Regions from separate parts of the Homo sapiens genome. Here region 1 is linked to region 2. The links are chromatin loops, found by intact Hi-C in ENCODE. Cell type or tissue: psoas muscle. All regions are shown on one strand. Each heading gives the region's core, and the rest is flanking DNA. Links, peaks and the distances in the headings are about the cores only.

Evidence for each region. Hi-C counts contacts between places; a loop is a spot of excess contacts. Peaks named below come from ENCODE experiments on the same cell type or tissue, not always from the same donor. Only the 100,000 strongest peaks of a DNase experiment are listed, where the experiment ranks them.
Region 1: a loop joins it to region 2, with 3.0 times the contacts of the local background. A loop is called at or near these places in 13 of 110 quality-filtered maps.

The regions. Positions count from the first base shown.
Region 1 is chr5:72,837,472-72,846,862 of GRCh38, reverse strand. All of the region lies in intron 1 of TNPO1 (transportin 1), which reads right to left. Among named protein-coding and RNA genes, the nearest start is that of TNPO1, 26 kb to the right of the region's middle. In psoas muscle, for the core only: no CTCF peak of the experiment used is centred there; no DNase peak of the experiment used is centred there; H3K27ac peaks cover 6,516 bases.
Region 2 is chr5:72,350,796-72,360,186 of GRCh38, reverse strand. It overlaps PTCD2 (pentatricopeptide repeat domain 2), which reads right to left. Exons shown (of 10, transcript NM_024754.5): 9 at 7,433-7,546; 10 at 1-1,984. The coding sequence ends at 1,760. Among named protein-coding and RNA genes, the nearest start is that of PTCD2, 35 kb to the right of the region's middle. In psoas muscle, for the core only: a CTCF peak has its summit at 4,303 (motif pointing left); a DNase peak (open chromatin) is centred at 4,266.

The DNA.
Region 1 (9,391 bases), core at 851-8,850, 490 kb before region 2:
GTATTCCATTGTACCACTGTCATTTTTATACACTTTTATTTGATACAATATAGACACAACATTGTACAAATGATAAGCATATGATCCATAGATGGATTTTTACAAAGTGAACCCATCTGTGTAACCAACACCCAGCTCAAGATAGAGATCGCTGAGTATGAAGAGGTTTCTTTTGTGTCCAATCCCAGCCATCAACCCTTCCTAAAGTAATCCCCAGTATAATTTCTATCACTATAGATTTCTCCCCTTCCCTCTCTTAACTTCAGAAACTTTTAAAAAACTACAAATATTATAATAAATCAAACAACATGGTTGTATAAGACAAGTTAATTCAATCCTATCTCCAGGCTCCCTAGAGAACCCGTTTTAACAGTTTTATGTGAATCTTTCTACATTCTAATCTCACATATATTTTTCCTCTTTTTTTAAGATCATCCTCCATACTACACTAATACTAACTCTACAACGTTTTTTACACATTAATATGACATGGCCATAATTCCGGGCCAATACATACCAATTTAACTCACCTTTTAATAGATGCACATTGGTCTTGAGAATGGATAGAGCATAATTTGTTCAACCATCTCCTGATTGGCTTCCAGATTGCTTCTACTTTTTTGCCACTACCAACAACACAGCAAAAAAATTCTTGTACCAATGTCCCTACATAATAGTGGCAACCTGGTGGGGTTATTAGGCCAAAAAGTATGTGAATTTAAAAACTTTAAACAGTTATTACCAAATTACTTTCCAAAAAGTTACGCAATTCACACACGCCAACAATATGAATGTTTCCTTTATCTCCACCAGCACATTCTTTTAATTTTCATGAAGCTAAACAATGCCAATTTAATTTCCCCTGATACCAGTGGGGATGGGGAACTTAAAGTCTGAGCCTTAGTAATATTAGAGTTGGAGCTGCTACCAGGCATACCCTACCTGCTGAGGTGACATTCAGATAGCCCACTCAACCCCCTAGCTGCCCTTTTAAACAAGAAACTAAAGCAAGGGACCAATAGCAGTCAAGTCTGAAAGGCATCTTCATTATCACATCCATCCTGAGGATGGCTGTACCATAATATCAGGCCAATAGCATGCTTCCTTCTTTATTTCTGTCGTCAACTAGGGTTTTCTTTTCAAACAGCTTAGTATTAAGGACATTTAATTTGATCAGCCTATGATGACAGAATAGGTGTTTCCCCACACCTTACTCAAATTATCTGTAACAAAGGGCTCTCAAGAATATTTGATTCAGATAACTGCTTGATAAGAGATCTTAAGCCACTTTGAACTTTTCTATCACATCTTTTTAAAAAGTGTGATAAAATCTACATACATAACATTTATCATTTTAAGTATACAGTTCAGTGGCATCCATCTCCAAAACTTACCATATTTTAAAAGCCATTAAAATAAGGAAGAATCTTATACCCTGGGGTAGCCAGACATTGCAGGGTTAATTAGATAACATCTGAAGTACTTCAAGCTAACCAAGCACATCAGGATTATTATATGAGGTAGAAATCATTTATTTAAATAGTAAACTACATTTATATTAATTAAATAGAATATCAAGATCAATATTGGATTTTCTTATAAAATTTAAATATTACCTGGAGTATTCTTTTTGCATGTTGAAGGCTCAGCTTTCTAAATGTCTCAAAAAAAGGAAGTAGTACTTCAAATTTCGCTCCCTTAGATGATACTCCATACTACACTAATATTAACTTTACAACTTATGCCTGATTGGCCCATGACATTCAATGGTGACCAAAAAAAAAAAAAGGCATTTCAACAAGCCAAAATACAGTTATTTGAAAAACAAGATAGAAGACAGCCCCAGAATAAAAAGTAGCCTGCAAGTGGTGAGTTACTGTGATACCATTTTGGACTTTCAGAAGACTAGAGCTTACTCATGAGTAAGTTTTTAACTTAAATTTACATAAAAATTTTGAATTTGCTACAGTTGAGAATCATGTGAAGTAAAGAAGCCAGACTGGCTGAAGAGAAAGTAAAAATATATAGCTTCTTCCTTGTTGGATAGTCTGTAAAATATAGTTTAAAAAGCAGACTGGAGATATGGACTCAACTGACCACGTTTGAATTCTAGTTCTTCCACTTAGTAGCAGTGAAAACCTGGGCAAGTTAATTAATCTAAGTCTTAGTTTCCCAACCCTAAAATGGGAATATACTAACTCTGTATGCAGATCATAGGTCCCTGGCACACAATATGTGTAATTTGAAAAATAGTAGTTTTATAGTTAAATGAATGGCTTTCTAGCATCTGCAAGATAAAATCTAACTTCTTTTCATGGAAGAAGTCTCTTCATCATCTGGTTCATCACCTTCAAAGACAATTTTATCTATGACTCAACTTCCAACTTTATGCTCCATCATCTTTTCCTGCACCTCTCCTACCTCTGAGCCTTTGCATAGGGATTTCCTGCTGGGAATGCCCTCCTTAAACCTGACCAATTGGCAAACTCCTTCTCACTCTTTAGAGCTACCCTCATTCACTGATTTTCCAAATATTTATTGAGAGTCTTTCTTGGCACTATGATTGATACTGGATACTATTTCTCTTCTGTGTCATTATTCCAAGATCTCCTCACAAGACTTAAGTGTATTTTTCATTACAGATCTATGGTTTATAGCTATTTCCATTCTAGAAACTGTCATATTGTATTATAATTATTTCTAGGTCTGTCCTGGCAATAGATCACAAGTTCCTTGAGAGCAGGGACAGTGTCTTTTCACTCTCTTTGCCTGGCAGAGTCCGATTCAACAAATACTTGTTGAATAAACGCTATTGTTGTTGCTATTAATTCAACTGAGTAACTATTAAGTAGAACTACCATGTGCTCAGTGAATTTTGGAGATTCAAAGATAAGTAAAATATAGTTTGTTTTTATCCTCACTAAGTTCTCATTTGGTGAGAGAGGCAGATGACCTGTCAATGAATAAAGTATATGGTAAAGTACAATAGGAAAAGAGAGAAAAGCAAATACATTCCACCAGGAGACAGAGATGCATTTTCCCCCCATCTGGTTCAATTAAAATTTTTTCCATCTAATTTCAACTAAATTCAAAGTTAGATGTTTCTATCTATATGCTGAATCACTATGAATGTGAGAAATGTTGCTATTAGTGACGTCATTTCCCAAAATGGTAAACAACTCTTGGTAGAGATCCAAACAAAACAAGGTACAATTGTCCTTCAATAACATAGTAGTTTTTTGTTTTTTGGGTTTGTTTTTTTTTTTTTTGAGACGGAATCTTGCTCTGTCACCCAGGCTGGAGTGCAGTGGTGCGATCTCGGCTCACTGCAACGTCCGCCTCTCAGGTTCAAACAATTCTCCTGCCTCAGCCTCCCGAGTAGCTGGGATTACAGGTGTGTGCTAGCACGCTCGGTTAATTTTTGAATTTTTAGCAGAGACAGGGTTTCACCATGTTGTCCAGGCTGGTCTGGAACTCCTGACCTCAAGTGATCTGCCCGCCTCAGCCTCCTAAAGTGCTGGGATTACAGGCGTGAGCCACCCTGCCTGGCCATAGTTTTTATTCCTAGAAAATTCAACATATATTAAAACTCTGCAAAAAGTTCCACATGTATATGTAAAATTGAGTTAGGCTCTTGGCTCTGATATCTATAAACAGATTTCTTACACCTTTGTGACTATCTAACAAGACATTTACAAGTCATACAAAGCTAGGACAATTCTTCATGGTGAACATCTAGCACTCTCAGCCCTGCCCAGTAAATGACAAGAGCACCTCCCAGTCACTAGGACACCTCCAGAGAGCAGCACTGCCTCAGTGGAGAATGACTATGGTAAATGACTAAGGGCTGTGAAAACATTATGCTAACCCAGTTAGGAGGTCAAGAAAGGACTTCCTTGAGGAAGTGACTCTTTATCAGAAATCTAACAGGAATTATCAAAAAGCAAAAGTGAGGCTAGGAGGACCTCATAGATGATGTTAAGAAGCTTGGACTATCTTAAGGATAATACAAAGCTTGTGAAAGGGGTTTAAATTGATAAAAAACATGATCAAAGTCTGGAAAAGAATTAATCCTCCTAGACATGGGGAAGGAGAGGTTCATCTTTTGTTCTATAGCTTTAATATTAGGTTAATTTTTAGAATGTGTCATATTTCAATAAAAATGATTTTTAAAACCCATCAGTTTGCAATGAGGGCAGGAGGAGCCATAGGAAGACCTAACTGTCCAATCTGCATATAAAATGGAATTCCAGTTTGTTAGGGGAAGGGCAGTCCTGTTTCACAGAGAGCCAAGATGCTACCAAAAACTCTGGTACTTAAATATTGAAGACTTAAACACATGCACTATTTTGTTAGTAATAGTGATAGCTAATATTTTTGAGTGCCAAGCAGTGTTCTAAGCACTTCACAACTCTATGATGCTGCTCTATTAATTACATTTTACAAATAAGTACATTGAGGCACAGAGAAGTTACTTGCCTAAGGTTGGTCAGCTAGTAAATGCCAAAGCCATGATTCAAACCCAACTAATCTGGCTCCAGTGTCCAGTCTGGAAGCCCCTGATATACTGCCTTTCCAAAAGAAACATCAATCTCCATAAACTGGGAAACTACTCATAAATACAACCATGTGCATACGAAAGAACATATATTTTGATACCTTTGTGGTGAGGTAAAAGAGAAAAGTAAAATCACACTTCACCATCATAAAAGTCATAATAGATCTAAAAAACCAGTAGTATGTATATAGTATGACAATATAATAAAAATGAGGTATTCTCATAGCATTGAGTAAATGAGTTAAAAACATTCTAAATATAATCTTCACAACACCCCTCTGTTGTAAGTAGGTAGCAAGTATTATTTTTATTTGACAAGCAGATAAATCAAAACAGCTTAAGAAATTTGCTGAATCATTTGCTGAATGTGAATCAGATATGTAGACTTCCACAGAAAATCTCTCTTATACTGTTTTTTTTTTTTACAGAAAAATGCTATGATGAGCAAGGAGAAAAAAAATCAGAGCTATCCAATGATCTAAAAAGAGCATGCTATTTAAAGAATACAATTATTTAATAAAACTTTCATGAGAAATTGAACCAAAGTTCAGGTATGAAGGGAAAGAAGGAAAAGTTTACAGGCACCTAATGATGAATCAAAACGTTGACAAACTTGTTAAATTATAGCTATCAGTGGAACTAGAAAGTCCTTTAAGAAAGTCTATAGGCTGGGCGCGGTGGCTCATTCCTGTAATCCCAGCACTTTGGGAAGCCGAGGCGGGCGGATCACAAGGTCATGAGTTCGAGACCTGGTGAAACCCCGTCTCTACTAAAAAAATACAAAAATTAGCCAGGCGTGGTGGCATGCCCCTGTAATCTCAGCTACTTAGGAGGCTGAGGCATGAGAATTGCTTGAACCTGGGAGGTGGAAAAAAAAGTCTATAATGAGCCGGGCGCGGTGGCTCACGCCTGTATTCCAGCACTTTGGGAGGCTGAGGCGGGTGGATCGCCTGAGGTCAGGAGTTCGAGACCAGCCTGGCCAACATGGTGAAACCCCATCTCTACTAAAAATACAAAACATTAGCTGGGTGTGGTAGCGGGCGCCTGTAATCCCTACTAGGGAGGCTGAGGCAGGAGAATCTCTTGAACCAAGGAGGTGGAGCTTGCAGTGAGCCAAGATTGTGCCATTGCACTCCAGCCTGGGCAACAAGAGGGAAATTCGGTCTCCAAAAAAAAAAAAAAAAAGAGAGAGAGTCTAAAACCAGAGGTTATGGATCAAGAAGGAAGAGAAAAAAATGCAAAACTAACTGTTGAGCTCATATTAGTTACGGAAATGAGCTCAACTAGATTAGAAGGACAGGGACCATAACTCATGTTACACAGTGCTAGGCACATGGGGTTTAAATCATCCTCGATTGAGACTGATGGGTAAATCATCTAGTTCACCACTTGAAAATAGGCTAAGACGTTAAAATTTTAACTTTCTGGCATTACAAAGTTATTGTCATCTAGGAGTTTAGAGATTAACAGAACACAGAAAATGGAAAATAGGTACTAAGGAAAGTTTGAATAAATGTATGCTTAGAGTGTCTTTTCTGGAAGAACTTTGAAGATGACTAGACATGCTTACTAAATGCTAGTTAAAGTTTACAAATCAACATTAAAAAAAAGAGTGTGGTATCAAATTGAGTGATAAGAAGGAAAGCTTGATCTCAAAATTTGACCCAATCTATAACCAGACACTTCCTATACTTTAGCCCATTTAATATTCACAACAGCACTATGAGGTAGATGTTAACTCCATTTTATATTAACCGAGGTTCAGAGAGGTTAAGTAGCTTGCCCAGCTAGTATGTGGCAGATTAGGCATTCAAAACCAAACCTGTGTGATTCCAAAGTCTGAACCATGCCTACTAATAACAGCAACCCTGTTATCATTAATGGGTCCTTCCATGTGCCAGTTATTATGTTAAATTCTTTAAATACATGATCTCATTTAATTCCATGAATATGTACTATAATTATCTCCATTTTACAGAAGAGGAACAGGCTTAAGAGAACTTAAGCAATGTGTCCAAGATCACACAGTAATGAACAAAGCGAGGACTCAAGCCCAGATGCACCCAACTCCAGAGCCCATGCACTGAACTACTACTCTGCCATATTATTCTCATTCTGCCACCCCACGAACATGTGACTAACCCTTAGAGAACTTAACAGTGGGCAGACTATGAGCGGTCTGCGTTATACAACTCTTTCCCTTTCTATTCCATGCATCACCAATAATTCAACGGCTCTCTTGATGAATGTCTACTTCAGGTCAATCACTTCAGATATGATAACTGCACCTTGCTTTTCAGAGCACAAATTTTTCATTTTTAATGAAAACAAAAGGCTGATAGGAGTAACACCTCCCAGATATTTAACTTTTAGTTATCTCATTGTCACCCTCAAAACATCAACTCCTTGTTGAGTTCTAAAACAGATTTAACGGTTGGTCTCACTCTCCATGTATGTTTAAGCAACTTAAATCAGTGGTTCTCAACCCTAACTACACATTATAATTACTGGGAACTTATAGCCAGTTGAGAACCATTATATTAAATTAATATATCTGCTCCTGGCAATTTCCATTATTTCTTACTCTAATAAGCAGCGGTGTTCTAGCTGTATTAGAAATAACAGAAAACAGAAAAAGACAACAGAATACAGACTGCACCGATTAATATGGGAAACATTACTAATCACTAAAAAAGTCTTTAATGAAAACCAAAACATAAGAACATACTATTTAAAGTTACATAATAATTTGTACTTCTTAGTAAGGACTAGTAAGTACAATGTTTATTTACTTTGTAATTTAACAGTGACAGAAAATGGGTAAGAAGTTCCACTTAAGTTGTAAGACAGAAATGAGAACTTGGGAAAAGTAAGTTTTGGGGGAAGTTTATCTCCAGTAAATAATAACAACACACACTAGAAAATTATGATCCTTAACTGGCAAAATATGATTTACATTTGTATATCAAATCAACTTATGAGTAACTAGATCTTTCTTCAAATGGCAATATTAAGTCATTCATAAAAGTAAACTCTTCTAATAAGCCTACACATTAAAAACCAATTAATCAAAATAATTAGGTCCGATTCTCTTAGTATCATAGGATTTATTAATGTGCTTTACTAGGGATTGTCCCACTGCTACATTCAACTGGAGAGTTAGTTTTTAAGTAGTTCAATGGACTACTGTCACTGCCTATTGTTAACCCTAGTCCAATAGTTTTCATTTCTGTGACACAGATTTAAGAAAAAAAGCTTTTTAAAAGCCTTACGTATTATAACATGATTATAAATTTCCTTTCAGAACATTGACTTATCACTGCCAAGTGGTTTTAAGTAAACACAGTGCTTAAAAAGTTTCAAAGTACTTTCATATTTTACCTCATTTAATTTTCAAAACTACCCTGTGAGTTAAGGAAACTGTCTCAGTGATATTAAGTCACTTGCCAAAAATTGCTCAGCTAGTAAATGTTAAGAATTGGGTTGGAATGAATGTCTATTTCTGGTCGAATGTTTCTACTACTCCAAACTATTCCTTTAATTCATAGTTCATTAAATATGTAAGTACCATCAATTAAAAGAGTAGCTTGTCTTCAAGTAACACTGCTCTACGCTGATTATACATTTGCTGATTTATATGATGACATGCATAAAAGATGGAGACAAGCTGTAGTACTCTAGGTAAAATAATGGCACTGAATGACAAAATATGAGCACCAGGAAAGTTACTAATTATAGCTATACTTACTGAATTTAAGGAGCTGGTAAAAAAAGGCTATGATGCAAATAGCCAAATATTTTCCTGTGAAACACATCTGAAATTGTTAAGTTAATAAAAGGTATGATTCAATATTTTAGAATCCACTTTACAAATTAATAAAGTGAGACATACCTAAACAGTTGATAAGCCAAGCTGATAATTAAAAAAAAATTAGCACACTGGGATAACCATTATAGCTCATTTTGATAACTGCAAGTATACTGTTTTATTGCCGTTCGATTGCTCCTGAAGTTCTGAAGTGAGAAGGATCCAGGAATGTCTTATTTATGTCCAAAGCTATCCTTTATTAAGTATAATGTATGGATTCAGTATTTCACATTTTCAAGTGTATGCAGAAAAAGGAACACAGCACTGTATTTATTGGTAAGGGCTGAATGAGAAAAGGATCAGAGCAGTTTAGATAGCAAAATAGAAAGGTTAAAAAAAAGTTAAGTGGTTAGTAGGCTGATTAGCATTAGGTTTTACCTAACCATACATTTCTTCATAGAAATCTCACACACAACAGGGGCATATATTAGTCAGATCTCAGTTATGAAAAGAGACATAGCAGAAAAAACTTTTGAAAGGGAATCAATTTTTACAAGTTTAGTTCCTGATGGAGTAGAGGAAGCATGGGTTCTGGAGTCATACACTCATTGGCTCAAATCCCAGTTCTGTTAATTATTGACGCTGTCTTTTTTAGGAAAATTGTCCAATCTTCTAAGCCACAGTTTAGTCATCTGTGAAATGGCGTTGATGAGAAGATTAACTGAGAACGTAAAGTACCACAATAGTCAGTACTTAATGTTTGTTCCCTGCACACTACACTCCCAACTAAAATTGTCATTGAGACCCAGGTTTACTGATGGCAGTTCGTACCATCAGATAACAATAGGATGAAGATTTCTTAGATTATTTTTGTACAATCAAAGAATATGTATCAAAATGGACTGTTTAACTTGTCATTTAAATGAAGTGATGCTATGGTTTGAATGTTTGTATCCCTCCAAAATTCATGTTGAAACTTAATTCCAAATGCGATAGTATTAAGAGGTGGGGACTTTGGAAGGCAC
Region 2 (9,391 bases), core at 996-8,995:
TACAGAAACAATTAGGATTCTATGAGGGCAGAGAATTTGTTTCTCTAAATGGGGCTGTTCAATGTTTCACAGAGCACAAGGACAAGAAATTCAATATTTTTGAGCAGAAGGAAGAACTCATTTGTTTTTATAATTCCTTAACTAGTTTCAAACATATTGCATGTACTATGTGCCAGCCACTATCTGCTTGCTTTATATTCCCTATCTCATTTCATCCTCACACCAAGCCTAAGAGGTCGGTACCATTATCCCCATTTACCAAATGAGGAAACTGAGGATGCCCAGGGCCACACAGTAATGGGGGCCCTTAGTATTCTGTTTCTTAAGAGCTGCTCCTTTTTCCCCTCTGAAAAGAGATAATGTGGTACAGTGGGAAGGATACTAGACTAGGAATCTGGATTCTAATCTCAGCTCTACCACAAATCAATTATACCAATGTGCGACTCTCATATGCGGATCCTGTCCTCAGGTGGGATTGTGATCTCAGACCTGGATTCAGCAAACACCTGAAGCTGTGACTCTCTTACTGGGACACAGTCTACAGTTGAGATTGGGCCTCTCTTGCATGGATCGTTTCCTTAACCTGAAAGATGAAGGAATTAATTAGGAGACTCAGAAGACTTCTCCTAGTCTACAATTTCTGACTCTATAATCCTTGCCTTAGAACAACAACCAAGTGAACAGTCTTAGTTTTGGAGGTGGCAATGAAGAGTCTGCAGCAATCTTGGCAGACAGCTCCTGAGGTCTGAGCAACCCTCTGGGCTTTCTGAAACAAAAGGAGCAAGTGAGGTGGGGTCACTGTGTATCTTCTGCTCACTGGTGACCAGACACGGTAAAATTCAACACATACTATATTTGAGACCATAAGTATGAAGCAGCTTTGAACTGCTCTCATGGCACATTTTTTTTTAATATGAGGCATTCAAGAGAGAAAAATCATTAACAAATAAGATAAACTATAGGACTAAATATTTATTATCCACATAGAAACCAAAGCATTATGTGGTTTTTAGTGGCACTTATTTTGAAAAGCACATGGCTTACCCATGAACAAAGCAGTAGTCATTTAAATTTGGCTTACTCAGCAGTCCTAAAGGCTAAATTCTGGTTTTGTTTGTGCTGCTGAGAAAACAAAACAACCACAATCCCAGCAAGTTTCCTTATGAACCTTATTTCTCTTATTTTTGAGAAAATATGATCCTACTAAACCTTGAATGAAGATTTCAAATCTATATGCAAAGACACATAGGCATTATTGTTTTGCAGATGGAAAAATAAGGGCTCAAGTCATAGACATATATGATGGCAGAGCAATGAGAAAATCCTGGGCTGTTTTCTAACATGGTAAAATAGGGTTTCATACCTCCTGAATTCAGCAAGGATGTAATTTGCAAGTAACTACTCCTTTGAAAATCAGAGTTATCCACACTTGTAGTGAAATTCATTCCTGATGGTGCTTACTGGGTTCCACTCTGGTGTCGGAAGCTGAACCGGAGACTGACCAGGTTCCTTCAAGGATCCTCAGCCATGCAAAAGGGAAGCGCCTTTCTGAGGGAGCCAAGCTTGCATCTAGACCTTCACAGTGGTGCAACATAACTTCTCAGAGATCGGCATGGTACCATTCAGTGAATTTGGGAATTTCAGGAGAAGACCAAGTGTCAGCACACTGTCTGCTGAAGTGCGATACCTGGCTTCTTAGGAAAGGTAATAACTCACTAGAAGCAGGCCCCTCAGATCCATAGGTGGACTGAAACCAGGGTTACTCAGCCAACAGGGACTGGCTGAGTGGCTGGAAGGTGCGACGGCTGACCATCCTCTTGTTTAATAGCAACGTGTGAGATTTCCTGTCCCTGGGGGTGTGGCAGAGCACAGCATCCAAAGAATCAGTGGTGACCTGGCCAGTGATGTGCAGTGTCCCATAGATCTCATCAAATTTGGCCACAAGGGCAGGCACATCCTTCACTTTTTCCCTCACTTTGGCCAGCTGGAAAAAAGCAAGAACACATCATTACATCTCTGCAAGATTTCTTCCTTATTCTTACTATAACCCTAAGAAAAAGAAATGGACATGAACAAAAATGTATGGTAGGCCAGGCGAGGTGGCCCATGCTTTAATCTAAGCAATTTTGGACGCTGAGACAGGAGGACTGCTTGAGCACAGGATTTCTAGGCCAGCCTAGGCAACACAGTGAGACTTTGTCTGTAAAAAAATTTTTTTAAAAATTAGTTGGTGTAGTGGGAGGATCACTTAAGCCCAGGAGACAGAGGCTGCAGTGAGCTGTGATCGTGCCACTGTACTCCAGCCTTGGCGACAGAGTGAGTCTTAAAAAAAAAAAAAAGTATGGTATACACCTAAAATCGTGAAAACCAGGGTACTGGGGCACACAGACAGCAGTATTACTATGAGGGATTCCAAAAGCTACACACAAAATTCAAAATTAGTACTTGAAAATCATACCTAATATAAAAAAAGGGGGGTTCAAATAACACATCATATATAATGAAACACACCAAGTAAAGGAGGTCATATACCAGTGGAATCAACTTTGTTCAATGTAATGATTAGAGCAGGAGGAGGCAGGGCCAAATTACATAGGCTTTATATATATTCCACAATAAGTTTTTTGAAATTTATTCTAAAAAAGCCATCAGAGCATCTAAAGTGGGAAATGATCTCATTTCTGTTCAAAAAGTTGCAGAGAATGAACTGGAGTGTACAGAAATGTGGAGACTATTCTGGAGGCCCACACCATAGCCCAGATAAGAAACAATGGTAGTTGAGATTGGGAAAGGTACAGAAAAGAAGGAGAAGTACACTTATGTGAGGTATATTTTGGAGTTTACACTGAAAGGACTTATTTTTGAATGGGTGAAGGAAAGGGAGGTGTCAAAGCTATCTTCTCAATTGGGGCTTTAATAGCTTGATGATGGGTGCTATCATTTCCTGATAGAGAAGACAGGGAGGCGAGATTTGGAAGGGAAAATCAAGAGCTCTGTTTGGACCTGATTGAGACGGCTGTGAACCATCTAAATGGGTATGTCTAGAACGTTGTTGGATATACAAGTCTGGGGCATGAAGGAGAGGTCTGGGCTAGAGGCATACGTAGTAGAGTCACAAGTATATGATGGTATTTAACCCCCAAAATGGGTGAACTAGAATGGAGAATGTGAAGCTGCTTTCTGAATAAAATCAGCATTTTACTTAGTTCAATCCTTATCAAGGGTACAATCTCAACACATTTCTTGATGGAATTTAATTGGGATCAAGCTTCCTAATAAATCCTTTGCCCCTCTTCCACCTCTTCCAAATATATAACACTGTTTGCACCTGCACATCTTCCTTTGAGACAATGGCTCCCAACCATGCCTGCAGACAAGCAGCTTAAGCACTTCTTAATGTTCTTAAAAAAGAATAGCTTGTTTAGTCCTCATGTTCAAGGTGAAAATGACTTAATGTGCAGCATATGGCTTCTAAAAGCAGCAGAGCAAACATGCCAAGCTGGAGGTAATTTTGATCTAAAAACTGTAACAGTTCTGTTACATAACTACAGAAATAAATCAGCAATTATTTTCAATAGTCCTGTGGTGGTATAATAGCACCTATGATAGTTTATAGTCTTATCTCCCTACATAACACTTTTTAAATAACTGCTGGCATAAGCATTAAATGCACTTTGTAAAATGCAGACGTTTACAATATAGGACTCCACTTGCAATCTCACACATATATATTTAGAACTAGCTCAAAAGCTACTGGAGTTATATGAATCAATCCATTTCTCATCAAGCTGTTCCTTGAGTGGTCCCACAGTAACCAGAGGGAAGACACTGAACTAGAGGGTTCATTTTCTAAGTACAAGAGTCTTATATGAGTATTTTTCAATATAAAGTTTGTTCGGGTGCTTTAGCCATATAAATGGGTGACAATGTATTGATGGTTCAGGTCTAAGGAATGGTTGTTAACAACAATGCTGCTGAGAAAATGGAAGTTGGATTTCACATGTACACATACACACGTGACTATGCACTTTAAAATCTGTTCATGCTTCTACTTTCCCTACTTTTCTAAACTTACTCCAAAAGGGTTGGGTGGATCACAGCCTACACAGAGCTAAAACTGCAAATAGAAAGAAGCGTTAAATCAACCATATCCAGTTAGTCATTTTCCTGACAAGCTCCCTTTTATCAGAAGGAAGAAGCCTTTGGGTGGAAGTGAGGAAATGGAACAGGGCTGGGAAGGCGACAGTGTGGCAGGAGGAGGAAGCAGCCACTGCCCTCTAGTGCCAATCCTGCTGTCTCAGCCTTCAGCCTGGACCAAACTATAAAAGAGAGGCAGGAGAAATGAGGGAGGAAGAGAGGACCAACCAACAGGCCACTTGGTTGGTCAAAATGACAATATCAGTATTATTACTAACAATATGATCACTGTCAATAACGTACAATTTCTTTACACTTCTGTTTTTCACCTTAAGTTACATGCTATGAGAGATACACAAATTACTACATCTCAAATGACCTACAAGAATTCCAATTTGTGTACTTAAGCCATCAATGTGACACATGGGTTCATTTGTTTCATTTCACTTTCAATTTTTAGGAACTGTTTTTTCTCTTCATTTTTATTTAACTCTGCTTTACAGTTCTGCAAAGCATTTACATGGTTCCTAAATGAAATACATAAACAAGGTACATTCGGAGAACTCATGTTTCCGTCCCTCACTTTCACTTTCAAAACTTTTATTTCTTAATTTTTTAAAATTAAATTTAAAAAATAATTTGTCAATTACTTTAATTGTCAAATAATAATTGTGTATATTTATAAAGTTCAATGTGATGTTTCAATCTATGTGTATACTGTAGAAAGATTCAGTCAAGCTAACAAAACTATCCATCATCTACCAATGTGTCTTTTTCTGCGGTGAAACATTAAAATATACTTCTTTGGCATTTTTGAAATATGCATAATAATTAACTGTGGTTCCTAAAGACTCAATCAAAAAAACCTTTAGGACTGATAAAGTCAGTAAAGCTGCAGGTTACAAAATTTACATACAAAAACAGCAGTATTTCTATAAAAAAAGATCTGAAAAAGAAATCAACATAACCACTTAAGTTTTGTTTTTTTTATCGTAGTGTTTTTCAAAAACATAAATATATAAAAATAACTATATGGTCCCGCCTTCTTAAGGCATACTACACATACCCATTTGCATCTTACTTTTGTCACTTAAAAACATATTTAAGTGATCCATATAAATGGTAATCCATAGCAGTATATGATGTAGCTGTTCCTCATTTCCTGTCCTTTGTACGAACAGACCCTAATTTGTACAACTAGTTGTCTAGTGATGGAAATTTGGGCTTTTTTCCAGTCTGCTGTTATTAGAAATTGGATTGCAACAAATAGCCTTGTACATACAACTTCTTTATATTTGCCAGTATATTTTTAGAATATACTCCAAGAAGTGGGAGGATTGAGTCAAAGGGTGAAAGTATTTGTAGTGTACCAATCTGTATTCGCTGTAGCAGCATTTCCTCAGATGATAGCGCCCATTTCCTCAGAGCCTCACCAACCAAGTTGGCTGGCAAACTTGCAGATTTCTATTCAAGAGAAATATCATAGGGTAGTTTTATTTAGCATTTTCTTGATATGGGCAAGAGAATCTTTTCGAAAGTTTAAAGGCCATTCACAATTCATTTTTAGTAAATTCTGTCCACATCTCTTACCCATTTTTCTTCAGGGTTGTTGGTTCTTTTCTCAGAATTTTCAAAAAGAGCTTTTTTTTTTTTTTTTTTTTTTTTTTCAGATGGAGTCTCATTCTGTCGCCAGGCTGGAGCGCAGTGGCGCAATCTCGACTCCCTAGTTCAAACGATTCTCGTGCCTCGGCCTCCTGAGTACCTGGGACTACAGGCATGCACCACCACGCCCAGCTAATTTTTATATTTTTAGTAGATACGGGGTTACATTTTGGCCAGGATGGTCTCGATCTCCTGACCTCATGATCCGCCTGCCTCAGCCTCCCAAAGTGCTGGGATTATAGGCATGAGCCACCGCACCTGGCCTCAAAAAGAGCTCTTGAAATATTAGGGCTAGTTAGCCTTTTGTCAGTATGATTAAAAATTGATTACTTACCTCTTGACTTTGCTTGTAGACTTTTTGCCACATGAAAAAACAGGTTTTAACATTTTTATTTAGTCAAATTTATCACTTCTTTTACTGATTTGGATTTTGACTGAAAGCTAAGTTTTTCCACTCCCAGGATATTAAAGAATCTACTAATGTTTATATCTAGTACTTGTGTATTTCAATTTAAAAATTTAAATTCTCATCCATTTGAAATGTATCCTGGTTTGTGGTATAAGAATATATACAACTGTATCTTTTTCTATTGGCTCTCTACTTATCCTAGTACTACTTCTTACTAGTCTATCCACTTAGATTGATTTGAGATGCTTGTCTCTATGTTACACTAAATTTGTATCTGCAATTTGGTCTGTATCCGGACTTTCTATTCTGTCCCATTAGCTGCCCTATTCATGTCCTAAGCCACAGTTTGAATTATAGAAACTTTAACATGCTTTGATATCTGCTAGACCTAGCAACTCTTACTGCCCCTCTTTCACAGGGTTTTTCTAGCTAGTCTTGTTTGTTCTTTCAACTAACCTTTACAGAAAAAACAAAGTGATATTTTTATTGGAGTCATATTACATTATCACAGTAACTTGAAAAAAACTGAGTTTTTATGAGGCTAGGTCTTCTTATCTAAACATATGGTCTGTCTTTTCATTTGTACAGAAGATTCTTTTTATTTTTTAAGATGAGAGATACTATATCCTACTGTTTGCTGACAAGAATGACCCACAGGGAAGGGGATACTGATGATAGCCAAAAGAGTGAGTCAACTTCTGGACTGATGCTGTGGAGTGGGTCAGAGAGGATGGGATCCAGTGCATGACTGAAGAGGCTGGTGTGAGAGATGTATCCAGTCATCATGGGTATATAGGGCAAGGGGCCAGAGGCTCTCTATGTAGCAGTCATGCTTTTCTGATTACTTCTATTTTCTCCAAGAAACAAGAAATACAGTGATCAACTGAGAGTGAAAAGTGAGGAGAAGGTATTGAAGGCTTGAGGGAAAAGGAAAAAGGTGTAAAATCGTCATCTAGAAGAAAAAGAGAGCCAGGGCCCATGAATACAATGTGGAGAAAAGAATAAGGTAAAAGGGAAAAGTTTCCTAGAATTTCAGAGGATATATTCTGTTGGAAGAAAAAAAAATCTTTGCACATATACATGGAAGTCTTAAAACAGGAACAACAGAGAAGCTGCCATATTTGGCAATTTCTTTAAGGTAAGCTTTAGAATTGAGAAATTAGTGGACATTTTTAAGAGTGTCCTTTCACTTTTAAATGATTTCTGCAGCACTTGCATACTCACCACTTCCTCCGAGAACACATGTCTTTTCACAAATTTTGATAAATTTCCTTCTGCAGCATTTTTTAGAGTCTTTATCAGGTTTTCCAACATATTTGACTGGATATGGATTATAATCTGAATATTAAGAAGACACAAGCAAAACCAAGACTGAGTGAGTGTCTCAATGCTGAGAAATGTACCTGGTTAGATAAGCCTTCATTTATAGGCACCTACCCTGCTTTGATCCTACTTCCTAATTTATTTGCTTACACAAGTTCAAAAACGTGCTTTAAATGTACACTTACGAGCCAAAATGTGCTTTCCAATAGTTAATCAAAAACTACAACTTTGCCTGTAATCCCAGCACTTTGGGAGGCCAAGGTGGGCAGATCACGAGGTCAAGAGATAGAGACCATTCTGGCCAACATGGTGAAACCCCATCTCTACTAAAAATACAAAAATTAGCCGAGAGTGGTGACATGAACCTGTAATCCCAGCTACTTGGGAGGCTGAGGCAGGAGAATCACTTGAACCTGAGAGGCGGAGGTTGCAGTGAGACGAGATTGCGGCACTGCACTGCAGCCTGGCAACAGAGCAAGACTCCATCTCAAAAAAATAAAATAAAATACTACAACTTCAAAACTTGTTTACGGGTAACACTGGAGAGGGCAGAGATTTTGGTGTCTGGATACTCGGGCTGAAATCTAGACACTGGCAAGTACCAGCTAAGTGACTCTGGACTGGTACTTAATCTTTCAATTTAAATGCCCTCATTTGTAAAATGGGGAAAATAGATTTAGATCTCACATTTTGGGTTTTATGAACATTAAATAAAATACCAGTATACAGAAGATACTCAATGAACAAAAATACTGGTTTCCTCCTTTCTACATCCTCTAGATTCAGAGGATATGACAATCAATCTCATAAGACTAGTGATATGGTTTGGCTTTGTGTCCCCACCCAAATTTCATCTCGAATGATAATCTCCAGTGTCGGGGGAGGGACATGGTGGGAGGTGATTGGATCATGGGGGCAGTTTCCCCCATGCTGTTCTCATGATAGTCAGTGTGTTCTCATGAAAACTGATGGTTTTATAAGTGGCAGTTGCCCCTGCTCTCTCCCTTTCCTGCTGCCTTGTGAAGAAGACACTTGCTTCTCCTTCGCCTTCCCCCATGACTGTATTTCCTGAGGCCTCCCCAGCCATGTGATACTGTGAGTCAATTAAACTTCTTTCCTTTATAAATTACCCAATCTCTGGCAATTCTTTATAGCAGTGTGAAAATGGATAACAGTAACTGGCTAGGGGCAAATGGTACCTTCAGCGTTTTCTGTTTTTAGGAAGTTGCAGGCACACAGGTTACTGCAGGCACAGAGTGGAAGCTGGCTGGAATGTTAATGAGGCACTCCTATTTACGCTATCTATTAATGAACTTTCAAAACTGGGTACTGTAGTGTGCTTTCGGAATGATACTACCACCTATCTTCCACCAACTTGTGCACAACTATCTTGTGCAACTAACACAAGAAAAAAGAACACATCTCCCCCCAATTACCAATATTTACTAGTATAATTCAAGAAGAAGTTTAAAGAAAGTGAGAATAACTGAGAACTCACCAACCAATGTTACAACCACTGTTTATAATTTGATGTATAAATCTTCCAAATATATTAACTTATCCCCAAAATTTGATTCTACTTTTGGTCAATTACTACACAACAGACATTTATTTCCTCATAGCATTAATATTAGAAAAAAGAAACCTCATTTTTAACACATACATAGCAATTCATCACGGAAATATACCATACTTTATTATACTGAACAATGTGCACATATGTACTTTTAAAAACTGGTAATGTCTTAGACTTGATTCCCAGAAGTAAAATTACCAAGTCAAAGCATAGAGACATTTTTAAGGCTCTTGATCCTTACAAAGATAGTTTTCCTGGAAGAGATTTACCTTTTTTATATTAAA